3 separate regions of the Homo sapiens genome follow, and regions 1 and 3 are each linked to region 2. A link is a loop called in an ENCODE intact Hi-C map of the cell type or tissue named here. Cell type or tissue: endothelial cell of umbilical vein. All regions are shown on one strand.

Region 1 (5,000 bases), 200 kb before region 2:
CGAAAAAGGCAGCAGCGAAGGATAAATCTTCAGACAAAAAAGCGCAAACAAAAGGGAAAAGGGGAGCAAAGGGAAAACAGGCCGAAGTGGCTAACCAAGAAACTAAAGAAGATTTACCTGCAGAAAACGGGGAAACGAAAACTGAGGAGAGTCCAGCCTCTGATGAAGCAGGAGAGAAAGAAGCCAAGTCTGATTAATAACCATATACCATGTCTCATCAGTGGTCCCTGTCTCCCTTCTTGTACAATCCAGAGGAAAATTTTTATCAACTATTTTGTAAATGCAAGTTTTTTAGTAGCTCTAGAAACATTTTTAAGGAGGAGGGAATCCCACCTCATCCCATTTTTTAAGTGTAAATGCTTTTTTTTAAGAGGTGAAATCATTTCCTGGTTGTTTATTTTTTGGTACAACCAGAAAGTAGTGTGGGATATTGAATTATGGGAGGCTCTGACTGTCTCGGGTGTCAGCTTAACATTCCATAGATGGGGGGTTAGTTTTTATATCCCATAATACAAAGCATATTAAATGGCAATATGGAGTCAGTCCTGCATTTAATGTCTTGAACATTCTAAATTACTTCTATTACCATGTTGTTTTTTAGTAGAATTGTTTCCTAAAGAAAACCACTCTTTGATCATGGCGCTCTCTGTCAGAATTGTGTGTACTCTGTAACATCTTTGGTTGTGGTAGTCCTGTTTTCCTAATAACTTACTGTGCTGTGAAAGATTACAAATTTGAACATGTAGTGTACGTGCTATTGAGTTGTGAACTGGTGGGCCGTATGTAACAGCTGACCAACATGTGAAGATACTGGTACTTGATAACCTCTTAAGGAAAATTTGCTTCCAAATTTTAAGCTGGAGAGTCACTGGAATAACTTTAAAAAAGAATTACAATACATGGCTTTTTAGAATTTCGTTACGTATGTTAAGATTTGTGTACAAATTGAAATGTCTGTACTGATCCTCAACCAATAAAATCTCAATTATGAAAAAAATAAAAATAAAATGTGGCCTAAACAATAAATAAATAAATAAATACCAATTTCTCCAGGAAATGCACATCAAACCCCACCGCAATCACTTCATACCCATTAGGATGGCTCTAATTTTTTTTTAATCAGAAAATAAAAAATGTCAACAAGGATGTGGAGAAATTAAAACCCTTGTGTACTGCTATGGGAAAAAGTATGGCGGTTCCTCAAAAAATTAAACATAAGTTCCACTTCTGAGTATATGCCTAAAATAATTAAAAGCAGGGACTCAAATTTTTAAATGTTTATTTTTTTAATTATTTATTTATTTTTAATTTCAATAGTTTTTGAAATAGCCAAAAGGTGGAAGCAACCCAAATATCCTTAAACAGATTAACGGATTTTTAAAATGTGGTCTAAGTAAGTGGAAAAAGAAAATGTAGCATATATACACCATGGAACACTACTCAGCCATAAAAAGGAATGAAATAATGTCTTTTGCGGCAACTTGGATGGAGCTGGAGGCCATTATTCGAAGTGAAGTAACTCAGGAATGGAAAACCAAATACCATATGTTCTCACTTATAAGTGGGAGGTAAGCTATAAGTAGGCAAAGGCATAAGAGTGATATAATGGACTCTGGGGACTTGCAGGGGAAGGCTGGTCGGGGGGCGAGGTATAAAAGACTACACATTGGGTACAGCATACACTGCTTCAGTAACAGGTGCACTAATATCTCAGAAATCAAGGCTGAAGAATGTATCCACATGGCTGGGCACGGTGGCTCACTCCTGTAATCCTAGCACTTTGGGAGGCAGAGGCAGTCGGATCACCTGAGGTCAGGAGTTCAAGACCTGCCTGGCCAAAGTGGTGAAGCCCCGTCTCCACTAAAAATACAAAAATTAGCTGGGCGTGGTGGCAGGTGCCTGTAGTCCCAGCTACTCGGGAGACTGAGGCAGGAGGATCGCTTGAACCCAGGAGGGGAAGATTGCAGTGAGCCGAGATCCTGCCACTGTACTCCAGCCTGGGCGACAGAGCAAGACTCTGCCCCCCAAAAAAAAGAATGTATCCACACAACCGAACGCCACCTGTACCCCAAAAACTATTGAAATAAAAAATAATTTTTTTAAAAAAGGAAGAAAGATATGTGGTCTATACGTAAAAGTGGCAAAATGTGGTGATACACACACACACACACACACACACACACACAGGAATATGATTCAGGCTTATTAAAAGGCAGGCAATTCTGGCACAGGCTACAGCAGGAATGAGCCTTGAGGCCATGATGCTAAGTGAAGTCAGTCCATCACAAAAGGACAAATGGGACTGTGGCATTCCGCTTCTATGGGGTGCGGAGAGTGGTTAGATTCCTCCAGACAGAAAGAGCACGCTTGGCTGCCAGGGCCGGGGAGAGCGGGGAGAGGGGAGCGGGAGTTATCATTTCACGGACGCGATGTTTCGTCCCCTTTGATGAAGCGTTCTGGAGATGGGCAGTGGCGACACTCGCCCATATACGCAACGGCTGAGTGCACTCCATGCCACCGAACTGGTTAAGATGGTAAATTTTCTGTTGTGTGTATTCAACCACAATTTTTTAAGCCACTTTCTCCGTTCTTTCATTGAGAACTCCGGGGATCAAAGAAGAACGCCAGCTGCGGTGGACCGCTGAGGAATGGCCGGAGTCCGGGCGCGAGCGCCGCTTCCCCTCGCCCTCCTCCTCTCCCTTCCCGCGGCCCCTGGAGGCCGAGACCCATCCGCGTCCCGCGCGCGCTTTCCTCAGAGGCTCGGCCGGGCGCCCTGCTTCGAAGTGGGCCTGAGGAAGCCTCCGCCTCCGCCGCTGCTTTCTCCCCCTTCCTTCTCCAGCGGCTCCTCCAGGCCGCTCCAGAGACCCCGAGGACCCAAGGACGGTGCCGGGCGGAAAGTCTGTGCGAAGCTGGTGAAAAGGTTGCCCGGAGAGAGCGGAAGCTGTGAGGATGGGCAAAGCGCCCCTGCCCAGCCGCCCCGCCGCAGAACCGGTACACGCGCCTGCCCGCCCCGGGCGCCCCTTTGGCGCTGAGCTTTTCGTGCGGGGCGCGCATCCCTCTCCACTCCGGCTCTCTGGCGCCATCTTGTGTAGCTTTCTTAAACAGCCACAAAATGCGGATCTTTTAGGTCTCTAGTAACATGATTTCTCAAGTACAAAAATAGTTTCCGATATCTTATTGAAGAAAACATTTTCTTCTCTACAAGAAAGCAAAGTTTACCCATTGTTCTAGCACATAATGAGCAAGGCTTTGTTTCCTGAACATATTCGTAACTATTTCAAGGATAATCTTAAGTATAGAAGTTGGTTTTAGTCTAACGTCTTGCCTTTCAGAAACGACTTGGGAGACAGAAAGAAAGAAAAATGAACGTTTAAAATTTTATCAGAGCCAGACGAGGAGCAGGATAAGCCAAATATATTATAAACTCGTTTATATAACCCCTGTTATCTTGACTCAACAAGTAAGGTGCAAGTAGGCACAATTTAAACAACCACAAGTAGAATTAATATAACTGCAAGTCTAGTCAATTAATACAAAGGCACATGCAGTCCAGGGACCCCTGCCCCGTGATGCTAACAACTGAATCCACACTCACAGATCTGCTGATCTATGGGGTGGGCTGTGTTGCTAAAACCAAAAATTGACATCTCAAAGAGGGAGCAAATTAACACGCAATTGTGAAGAAAAATCCATCGTTGGTTAATCTAGCAAAAGTGCTTCCTCTAGTAAATTTAGTATCTGAATGTCAAGTACCAACTCAGAAGTTGAGACAAGCCTTTCTAATTCTCATGGAATTACAAACAAATTTTTTTTATTCCACAAAGAAATAAAGAAATACGAAGTGCTTCCAGCAAGTTACACGGGGGAAAGGGGAAAAAAAAGCCACTTTGGAGCTACAGTCCCACTTCTAGTTATTAGTGTCTTTGAGAGGGCTTTACAGTATCCGCTCTGCTCACAGGAGGCCTTAAGCTGCGGGGAGATTCATGGGACTCAGACGCAGGCTGTATTCTTGAGATCCAGCCAGGTTTTCCACCGACTCACTTCACTTTAGAGTCTGCAGAGTTCAAACAGAACAAAGAAGTAATAGGATCCTGCGGCGGGGAAGGAAGCTGGAGCCTTCCACACTTGGGGCCAAGCTGTAAGCCAAAAGATTAAGTTATAAAAGCAGATTCTTACAACTTGAAGTAGAGAAAGTCTCAATAAGGAAGACACAAACCCAGGAGTGGGAGGCTGCAGTGAGCTATGATCACATCACTGCATTCCAGCCTGGGTGATAGAGTGAGACCCCGTGTGTAAAAATAATAAAAAATAAAATATGGTAAAATATCGATTTAAAAAAAAAAAAAAAGAAAAAGAAAAAAAAAAGAAAGACACAGCACTTCCCCAGCAAGAAGGAAGGCCTATGGATGACACTTTTTTTTAAAGTCACATTTCCCAAAAATGCAAGGGTATCATCGCCGCAGTAAAAGGAGTCAGGCTCTGAGGTCGGAGCGCCCGGTGTGACTTGAGACAGCTTCAGCAGCAGTTCTGGGCCCCAGGACTCTCAGCTCCTCCTCAAGGTTAATAATTCCTGCCTCAGAGGACTAAAAGGAACAAAAGTGTAGCATCCCTAGGACAGAGTCTGGCCCAAGCAGGTGCTCAGTATATAGCAGGTGCCATTCCAGCAATGGTGATGATAATGACAGCCCTACCATTACTGAAGCAAACCTGCCACCCTCTCCTAATGGGCATTCGCATTCACTTACTAACAATAGCTAACACTCGTTGGGTACTTACTATGTGCTGGGCACTGTGCATCAAATTATTTCACTTAACCTGTGGGGCACTTAAATGTAGCCACATCTAATACCCCCACTTTACAGATAACAAAACAGGTTCAGAGAGGTTAGGTAATGTATTAGTCAGCATAGGCTAACTACTGTAACAAACAACCCCCAAAACCTCATGGCTCAACACAAAGTTTACACCTCCCCCATATCCTGGTGGCAGGAGCATGAGAG
Region 2 (5,000 bases):
ATAAAAAAGTTAGACATAGCTAGGGTCACTTTTATGATTTTGGCATATAAAGAGTTGGCACTTATAAAATGTACATGGTTATGTAAATATGTTTTGTGTTTTAAAAATTTAATAGTTTTGAAATTTTCTTTTTGATATTGTGAAAGGAAAATAAATCTCGGTATCTCCAAATTACTAAGCCAAAGGGAAAAGTCAAGCTGGGAACTGTGTCAGGCAAACCTGCCTCCCATTTTTTTCCTAAATAAGATAGCTAGAAAAATAAAAATGCTACATACCTCCCTAACAATTTGCCCACAGGGAAATTCCTTGTGGACAAAGAACTCAAAGCCATCCCCTCTGTTCACCTAAGACAAATGCGTATCTGATTGCTTCCTCTGCCCTGTTGTTTTGCTAAGCCAGACTGAGGCATAAATGACTATGCCTCTACTCTCTTCTCACATGGAACTTGTGTATTCAGTGAAAGGCTAATCAAGAGACTTAAAAGAATGCAACTGTTTGTCTATTATCTACCTATGACCTGGAAGCCCCCTCCCCTGCTTCCAGTTGTCCGGCCTTTCCAGGCCAAACCAGTGTGCATCTTACACATATTGATGTCTCATGTCTCCCTAAAATGTGTGAAAACCAAGCTGTGCCCCATCACCCTGGGCACATACCATCAGGACCTCCTGAGGATGTGTCACGGGCACGTCCTTAACCTTGGCAAAATAAACTTTCTAAATTGATTGAGCTCTGTTTCAGATACTTTTGGGCTCACAGTATTTACAGACATAATTCAGCCCTAATCTAGCTGCTGCATTTAGTTGCATAGTGTGAATATTTCACATTTTACTTTTACATTTTCATAAATGGGTATATGGATTATTTAGGTTTTGTTATGAACAGAGCTCTGAATATTTATTTGCCTCGTCCTATACAAGTTTGATAATTTGTCTACGTTACATGCCCACAAATTGAATTACAGGATTCATACACTTTTTTATTTTTTTGAGTTGGAGTCTCACCCTGTTGCTCAGGCTGGAGTGCAATGGTGCAACCTCAGTTCACTGCAACCTCCAACTCCCACGTTCAAGCGATTCTCCTACCTTGGCCTCCCGAGTAACTGGGACTACAGGCGCGTGCCACCACGCCCAGCTAATTTTTGTATTTTTAGTAGAGACGGGGTTTCACCATGTGGTCCAGGATTGTCTCAGTCTCCTGACCTCCTAATCTGACCACCTCGGCCTCCCAAATTGCTGGGATTACAGGCATGAGCTACTGCTCCTGGCTGATTCGTATACATTTTAAGGGTTACTGGCTATTCTTACAATTATTTAATACTAAGAGACTTTAATTTCTGCAAAGCAGATGAGTGCAAAATAACCAGTTATAATGTTTCCCAAGTTAACAGAGGTTTAGTTATTTTTAAAAATGAGTTTATTGGCCATTTCAGTTTCTTCTCCGTAATTGCGTATCCATTTTCTTTGTGCAGTTTTTGGTTGGATTTTTGATAGGTAATTCTTCATATGTTGTGTATCTATATACTTTGTTATGTGTACATTGAAATTTTGTTTCCCAGTCCGTCTGGGAAACAAGTTACTTGTCTTTTAACCTTGTTTATAGTAATAACTTATTCTGAAGAAGCACAGGACTTGAACCAAAGGTGGAGAGTTTAAAGAACTACATCCAGTATTCTTTACCAATAAGAAATGTGTGGCCAGGCGCAGTGGCTCATGCCTGTAATCCTAGCACTTTGGGAGGCCAAGGCGGGCAGATTACCTGAGGTCCGGAGTTCAAGACCAGCCTGGCCGACATGGTGAAACCCTGTCTCTACTAAAAATACAAAACAATTAGCCAGGTGCAGTGGGGCATGCCTGTAATTCCAGCTACTCTGGAGACTGAGGCAGGAGAATCGCATGAACCCTGGAGGCGGAGGTTACGGTGAGCCGAGATCACGCCACTGCACTCCAGCCTGGGCTACAGAGCGCGACTTGGTCTCAAAAAACAAACAAGCAAAAAGAAAAAAAAGGTGTGACCAGTCAGTCTTCTTTGCTTTTCCATCTTAAGACACATAGAAGTGACTGAGAAGGAATAGTTATGCAATGACATCGGTTTAATAATCAGTTCAACTGAAGAATGTATGTAAATAAGGGCAGTGATACCTAACGCTGATAGTTGATAGTGTGGATTGCATAATTCAGACTGTGGGGTGATATCTTACACACGCACATACACACACACACTCTTGGGCTTTGTCTTCTTTATAGGTAAGGATTAGGAGAATTTTGACATATGCCTGACACAAAAGTGCTCCGTAAATATTAGCTATTGTATCACTGGCAGGAAGTTAGCCTGGAAATAAGTTTTATGGAATTCCAGTGTAGATTGCTTTGTGATTGTTTTGCCAGATTTTGCTTTCACCCACAAAAACACTAAGCTCTGCCAACCAGTTCGGCCATTTTGTAAGTTAGCAAAATAAACACTAAAGTGAAATGGCGGCTTTTGGGCGGGGCTCCCACAGGCTGGCTCCTTTTAAGTGGAATGTTGCTGTGCTGCCCTCTTGTGGCCATTTGGGAAACCGCGATTAAAAATGGAACAGTAAGTGTTAATGGCACTTCGTTTCAAAGTCCAGTTCCAAGAAGGTTAATCACTCCGTTTTTACCTACTTCAGAAAGTATTTTGAAGAGATACCAAATTCTTTTTATCCACAAGCAAAAGGAAGTGGTAAACCTTTTTCTCATCAGCATTTATTTTTGATTGGAATCTGAATTCCCAGTTTTGACTTGTTTTTTTATCTGTGTGTTGTATTTTCCTTTTAATTATTTGTTAAGTAAAAAATTATAAAAGTTGTTTGCAATTTAGATGTTGAATAATTTTCAGATAGTTGTTTTTCGTGAAGATTCTGTATATATGTTGGATAGTCATTCCTGAAAATCCAATGTTTAATTGCCCTGTAACTAGTAAGCCACTGGTAGTCAGCTAATTTTATTACTTTGTTATTTAGGTGAAGGCTTAAAGGACTCCACTCACTAACTCAGTTTGACCCTTTCTATTAGTCTTGTGGGCTTTCTGCCTCCTCTACTAAACCAGCACTAAAGCTACAGCTTAGTACTAATAGTATTTACTATTATAATTATTAGGTATTAATGGCAATTCTACATAGTCTTTTAGGAAATGTCGTTTTTTTAAGGGAATAATATGAATATATATATACGTATATATACACATGTACGCTATATATACACACATATATACACATATACATATATATACATACACACATATATATACATACATATATATATATATTTTTTGAGACAGAGTTTTGCTGTTGATGCTTGGGCTGGAGTGCAGTGGTGTGATCTCGGCTCACTGAAACGTCCACCTCCTGAGTTCAAGCGATTCTCCTGCCTCAGCCTCCAAAGTAGCTGGGATTACAGGTGCATGCCACCATACCTGGCTAATTGTTTTTTTAGTACAGGCTGGGTTTCACCGTGTTGGCCAGGCTGGTCTTGAACTCCTGACCTCAGGTGTTCCACCCGCCTGGGCCTCCCAGAGTGCTGGGATTACAGGCTTGAGCCACCATGCTCGGCCCATAATTACACTTTTTTTTTTTTTGAGACGGAGTCTGGCTGTGTCATCCAGGCTGGAGTGCAGTGGCACGATCTCATTTTCCATTTCCAGTTTATTTAGTGATTATTCCTCTTACGAGAAGTATGAAAATTAAGTAATGACTTTGTTAAGGCTTTTTTTTTTCTTCTTTAAGCAGTTCCCCTCATTAGTACTTGTATTCAGTCTTACATCTGATTCTGGTTCCAAAAACAATTTAAAAACACTTTTTTTTTTTTGGAGACGGAGTCTTGCTTTGTTGCCCAGGCTGGAGTGCAATGGCACGATTGCGGCTCACTGCAACCTCTGCCTCCTGGGTTCAAGTGATTCTTCTGCCTCAGCCTCCCGAGTAGCTGGGACTACAGGCACACTACCATGCCCAGCTAATTTTTTGTATTTGTAGTAGAGATGGGGTTTCACCGTGTTAGCCAGGATGGTCTCCCATCTCCTGACCTCATGATCTTCCCATCTCAGCCTCCCAAAGTGTTGGGATTACAGGCGTGAGCCACCGCGCCTGGCCTAAAAACACTTTTTAAAAACACTCATTCAAATCTTTGCTGGTTTTGTGTAGGGTGGGATGTACTTGCCGCCCTTGGTTTGGATTTGGCTCTCATGATTAGACTTACTTTAGACAATTAACTAGTTTAGACATTAAAAATACTTAAGGTATATAATGAAGTGCTGTGAATTCACTATTAAGCTTCACTACTAAGTTTCAGTCATAAAATGTCACTAGTATCATTCCCTGAGAGCATCTGCCTCCCTCAACCCCTAAAGGCAAATATAGTTGTGAACTTGGTGTTAATCTTTTCTTGGGTTTGATTTTCATTGTTGTTATTTTTGAAATTACACAAGTAATCCATGGAACTCACAAGTATACTTCAAATAACCCATCCCTAACAGAGTAAACCAGTGTTAGCAATGTGGTGATTAAAATGCATTTATACACATAGATATATGCTGACAGAAAAACGGCTTTTTTTTTTCCCCAGAAGGTATTGTTGTGTGCATTGTTACATTTCTAGGAATCACTCTCCTACACAAACTCAAAAACACATAGCTGCACAAGAAGATACGTAGAAAGAAAGATATTTATGGTTACAGTCAACAGTTTCCAAATACAAATACTCTACTCAGAAATATGGAAAGTGTATCAGAGATATTTGCAACTTATTGATTAAGTGAAAAATCTGAAAATAACCTAAATGTACCGTTAATAGGGGAATGTTATATAAAATGTAGTGAATTTATAGTATAAACCAGTTCAAAGGGAATGAGATGGGCATCCATATAGACATATCCTGATGCGGGCATTGGCATTCCATTACATCCTATCTGCAGTGCTTCCCACTTTTCAACACAGAACACTATAAACATTTCTAGTTGGGCTGTTCTAGTTATCTTCAGTAAACTAA
Region 3 (5,000 bases), 820 kb before region 2:
CTGGAGGTGCAAGTGTACAAACGGGGTCAATGAGACAGAATATTGGAACATCCTTTTAGAAGACACTGTTGTGGTGGCCTTTGTGAGGAAATATCCACATTCAAAACCATTTTAAGCAGAACCTGTGTTCTTAGCAGGAAGTGCAAGTGCATTTCTCAGAATACCCTGAGTTCCCCAATCCATGATTGTGGGATTGAATGGGATGCTAGATCGATGGGCTAGACTATTCTGTGGTGACAGACAGTCCCAAAACCTCAGTGATTTTATACAACTAAGGTTTATTTCTTGGTCACACTACATATGCAGTGTAGGTCAGCAGTGTCAGGGTCAGGGAGACTTGGCTCATCGTGGTGACCTGTAGATCTACTCTCAGGATCGATAAGCATTCTCAGCCCCCCAGGCCCAGGCCCACAGAAGTTCCATCCTGACCCCAGCTTGCACAGTTACCAAGACAGGAAACCAGTTTTACTCTGGCCCTTGAAACCTCTACTCAGAAATGACATACAGTGTTTCCCCTCATATTTCATTAACCAAAGCAAGTCACGTGGTGTATTGGTTTCCTGTTGCTGCATAAGAAATAACCCCAAACCTAATGACCTAAAACAGCAGACATTTCTTATCATACTGTTTTTCGTATTTTTTTCTGTGGGTCTGGAATACAGGAGCAGCTTCACTGGGCAGTTCTAGCTCAGGGTCTCTTATGAGGCTGCAGTCAAGGTGTTGCAAGGTGGCAACCTGGTCTTGGATCATCCCAAGGCTCAGCTTGGGGAGGATCCACTTCCAAGCTCACTGCCATGGGCCCACAGGAGGGGACTACCTCACCGTGACACCCCTGAAGCAAACAACCCAAGAGAAGGTGAGAGAGAGCACCTGAGGCAGGAGTCACAGTCTTTTTATAACCTAATCTCAGAAGTGACATCTCATTACTTCTGCTGTATTTCGTTTGTTAGAAGCTAGTCACTTGTTCAGGTTTACTATGGAAAGAGAAGGGATTATTACACAAGGACCAGAATACCAGGCAGCAGGGACTTTAGGGGACCGTCTGGGTCATTGCCTACCATGTGCTGTCACATCTCTACCTTGTGTCTGAAAAGGAACACTATATTTCCATGTAGTTTAGCATGCAGCAAAGCCATATTTCCTTTCTCTCTGAAAACAGAGGGTGAGAAGCCATTCCAGCCTCTGCTTCTCATGCCGATCTATCCTCAGGATCAGTAAGAATTCTCAGTCCCCAGGTTCTCAATCCATCATCTCTTGACAATGCTAAATTTACTAATTCACCCCAAAGAAATAATGTGGTTTTAAATCCAAGTCGCTTTGTGATTCACTCCATTAATCCTACTGATATATTTACTTGTAGCTAATGATGTTACAAATTTCCAAGTGGAAAAAAAAAATCAGAGGCAGCCCTATTTATTTATACTTTTAAAGTGCTGAGTCTGTTCCGAAGGTGATTGAGTGCTGGTGTTTTGCAGCCGTCGGCTGGCCCTTTGAACCCGTTTCCTAGGGAGTGTGGTAACAGGTAGGCTGGGAAGACACAGGACACATGAAGTGAGTCAGTTTCCATCTTGCTCGTATAGACAGGCCAGCTTCCACCACTGCACCCAAGGCAGCACAAGACAGGGCCAGCAGAGGGGATAGAGAGGAGGCATACTCCTGATGCAATGGGGAAGCCACCTTGAAGGGTAGCAAAGTGGCCAGATAGCATATTTTGCCCTCAGTGCTATCAGTGGTGGCCTTGAACCAAAAGCCTGCGAATGACCAGAATATCTGAGCTGGAAAGAGCCTCAGACATCATTCCTTTCCAACTCTTTCATTTTACAAATGAGGAAACCAAGTCACAGAGAGGGGAAGGGATGTCCCCAATCCAAGGAATGTATCTCTATAAAACCCCGATCTCCTGAGCCTGCCTGTGGAGATTTCACTCACCAAACTCTCTTAGGAGAATGAAACAGCACCTTTTCTCAGTGCCTGAAATGACCAGCGGGTAGACAGATGGCTGGAGGGGGCTTAGCCCATCCACTCCCAGTTCCCTCCATTTGCTGAGACTGTTCCTTCAGCCTGGAATGCTGTTCCCATCTTACTGTGTTCGGCATCTCTGTTTGCCCGTTAAGGCCCAGGGTGGAGCGGTGTGATCCATGGTTCCAGGCTCATTGGCTACTTGGTGCCTGCATGGATGTAAGGCAGGTGGGCTCCTTTCAGTCCCGTGTGGGCATCTCGCTGATGACAGGCTTCCCCACCAAGTTGATAGCGGACTTCCCTTTCTGTTTCCAAAGAATGCAAGGTGCATTGTCAGTCACGGTCTTTGTTTGCGTCCTTCCCGGAGGCACCGTGAGGCACCGTGTGGCACAGCTCTTTACCGGTAGAGGGCAGAAGAATATCATTTATCCTATTTAGGGAGTCAGCCATAGAATTCTATAGTTGCCAGCAGTTTTTATTGTTTCTAGTCTTGTGAAACTTGCCGCCTGCAGGTGGATTTGGGCTGTATTTGAGGAGGGGATTCTTAATTGCTTTAGGGCCTCCCCTATCTTTTCCTTGCTTTCCTAAAACAGTGCTCTTCTGTAGGGCTGTCCAATGTATGGGAACATTACTGTAGGCATTAATAGGCAAGGGCCACACACGTGGACACATGTTTCTGAAGTCCCCACTGAGATTGGGGTCCAGGAAAAGCAGCAGCCTAAAATTTGTGGGGAAGGAGCAAGGCAGGTCCACAGAGGGCCCTCGTTATGGGGTAGATGGAGGAGAGAAGGCGGCGTCCACCACATAGCCTGGTGCCAGCATTGAGAGGAGAATCCAGTGAGGAAGCCTGGTTGAAACTTGTGAGTAGATGCAGCTGGGGTGCCAAGGAGGGCTGGTTGTAGACATGGGCCAGTTCTGGGGTGACAGCCCCCACGGGGCACCTTGCCTGGAGGTCCCAGCTGGCTCCACTTGGACATGGGCTGCTCCCGCTGCTGCCTTTCATCCATGTTTGATCGCTACGTGGTTCCCTTTGCTCCTCAGCTCAGGGAGAATAAATCCCTCCCCTGAGAGCTGGGGGAGGAAATGATGGTGCCTCCAGAATTTCTTTTTTAGGTTCTTTGTTAACTGAAACCCAGGTGAGAACAGGACCTTGAAAAAACGGACTTAGTAGCAGAGTACATATCTAATCACTGCCTTGGCCAACCTTAACTATGTGGGTTTATTACAAAAAGATTAGTAGTAACAGCAGCCATGAATTGGTCACTTCTTAAAGCTATACATAGATTGCCTCATTGGAGCCTCAGCACATTCTCATGGGAGTGTAGATCCTACTGTTAGGTGAGGCATTATCATGCAGTGGTTAAGAATTCAAGCACTGGAATCAGACTCCATTTGAATCCTGACTACACCCCCTTATGAGTTCTGTGATCCTGGGGACATCGCACACACATCCTGAGTCTGTGTGTGGATGGCATGAGTTACTCATGCAAAGCATTTAGCACAGTGCCTGGCATATAGTAAGCACACAATAAATACTTATAATAAGAAATCCGAGAGAGGTTAACAGTTTCCACAGCTAGGGATAGAGCAGGGATTCATCCCCAGGCCTGTCTGACCTCAAAGCCCCACTCTTAACAGAACAGCTGGCTTCCCTGAAACATCTCCAGGAATTTAGCCAGAAGGCGGCTCCCTTCCATGGACAAAGGCCTTGCTGAGATGGCCTAGCCTCACCAGCACATCCATGCAGACTTGTCCTGAGGCACACACCAGCCGGCCTCGCAGAAGGCTGCATGGCGTTTGCAGCTGGAACAAGATGTGGCCATCTGTTTGCTTCACAAAAAAGGTCAACAGACTGAGAGCCTCCTGCTCTGCCATCCTGAGGGCTGGCTGCTACTGCTAGATTCCTTCATTTTGGGCTAATTAGCCCAATGGCTGCGATTCTAGATGTTCAATGCCACCCTCCAGCCTTAGTCCCTTCCTGTCTCCAGTTTCTAATTAGGTTTGTAACTTAATGATACTCTTGGAATTCTTGAGTCCCATAGCAAAAGTTTGGCAACATAGGTTAAACAAATGGGTAAATGAACTACAAAAAAAAAAAAGTCCATATGGCACAGGAAAAAGAAGTAAATGTCCCCAACTTGCTTTGATCTCCTCTTCTCACAATCTCAAGTATCCTCATGAGCGTGTGGGTGGGTTGGTTGGTTAGTTTTAAACTGGTTTAACTGTATTTCCAGTGACTTTTCATTTGATCTTGGAAATGGGTGGAAATCTCCATGAGCCTCCTAGTTCAGTTAACCTTTGACAGAGAGAGCAAACAGCTGTCAACAGCTCTCAATTCACCCAACACAAGCAAGAAATAAGAACAACCCAGAAGTCAGATACAAAGAGTGGAAGGGTTAGAAAAATTGATCTTGTAAGGCCAGGCATAGTGGCTCTCACCTGTAATCCCAGCATTTTGGGAGGCCGAGGCAGGTGGATCACCTGAGGTCAGGAGTTTGAGATCAGACCAGCCAATATGGTGAAACCCTGTCTCTACTAAAAATACAAAAAAAAATTAGCCGGGCGTGTTGGTAGGCACCTGTAATCTCAGCTACTTGGGAGGCTGACGCAGGAGAATTGCTTGAACCCAGGAGGTGGAGGTTGCAGTGAGCTGAGATCTCACCACTGCACTACAGCCTGGGCAATAGAGTGAAACTCCATCTCAAAAAAAAAAAACAAAAAACAAAAAAACGGAAAATGGATCTAGAAAAGGAGAAACACCTTCTATGCCTGTTGACACCTATGTCAAGACAAGTCCAAGCTGTGCCTGGCTTCATGACAGATATTTCATGGTACACCCAGTGTATGGCTCTTTGCTCTACTCTGCAACCCTTTTCTCCTGTCCCCTTTACCAGACTTCCCTCCGAATGAAATGGCATCTGTTCTCATCATCTGGAATGACCACGGGGTAGATTAGTGGCTTGATGAGGGAGTTGAGCCTATTTACTTAGAGTCCCCAGAATGTGCCACACCTTGACTCAGCCTGTTCCCTCAGCCTGGGA

The links. Peaks named below come from ENCODE experiments on the same cell type or tissue, not always from the same donor. Only the 100,000 strongest peaks of a DNase experiment are listed, where the experiment ranks them.
Region 1: a loop joins it to region 2, with 11 times the contacts of the local background. A loop is called at or near these places in 3 of 110 quality-filtered maps.
Region 3: it touches region 2 in a loop (11-fold over the local background); 2 of 110 quality-filtered maps call a loop at or near these places.

Annotation. Positions count from the first base shown.
Region 1 is chr15:92,711,914-92,716,913 of GRCh38, forward strand. It overlaps the pseudogene HMGN1P38. Among named protein-coding and RNA genes, the nearest start is that of FAM174B, 59 kb to the left of the region's middle. RefSeq lists silencers at 2,792-2,841, 2,952-3,101. In endothelial cell of umbilical vein, a CTCF peak has its summit at 3,108 (motif pointing left); DNase peaks (open chromatin) are centred at 2,308, 2,818, 3,088 and 4,038; H3K4me3 peaks cover 863 bases; H3K27ac peaks cover 935 bases.
Region 2 is chr15:92,915,586-92,920,585 of GRCh38, forward strand. All of the region lies in intron 2 of CHD2 (chromodomain helicase DNA binding protein 2), which reads left to right. Among named protein-coding and RNA genes, the nearest start is that of MIR3175, 14 kb to the left of the region's middle. RefSeq lists an enhancer at 1,714-2,550. In endothelial cell of umbilical vein, a CTCF peak has its summit at 2,526 (motif pointing left); DNase peaks (open chromatin) are centred at 396 and 2,456; H3K27ac peaks cover 793 bases.
Region 3 is chr15:92,095,404-92,100,403 of GRCh38, forward strand. The region is part of intron 3 of SLCO3A1 (solute carrier organic anion transporter family member 3A1); the gene reads left to right. Among named protein-coding and RNA genes, the nearest start is that of SLCO3A1, 240 kb to the left of the region's middle. In endothelial cell of umbilical vein, a CTCF peak has its summit at 2,358 (motif pointing right); a DNase peak (open chromatin) is centred at 2,358.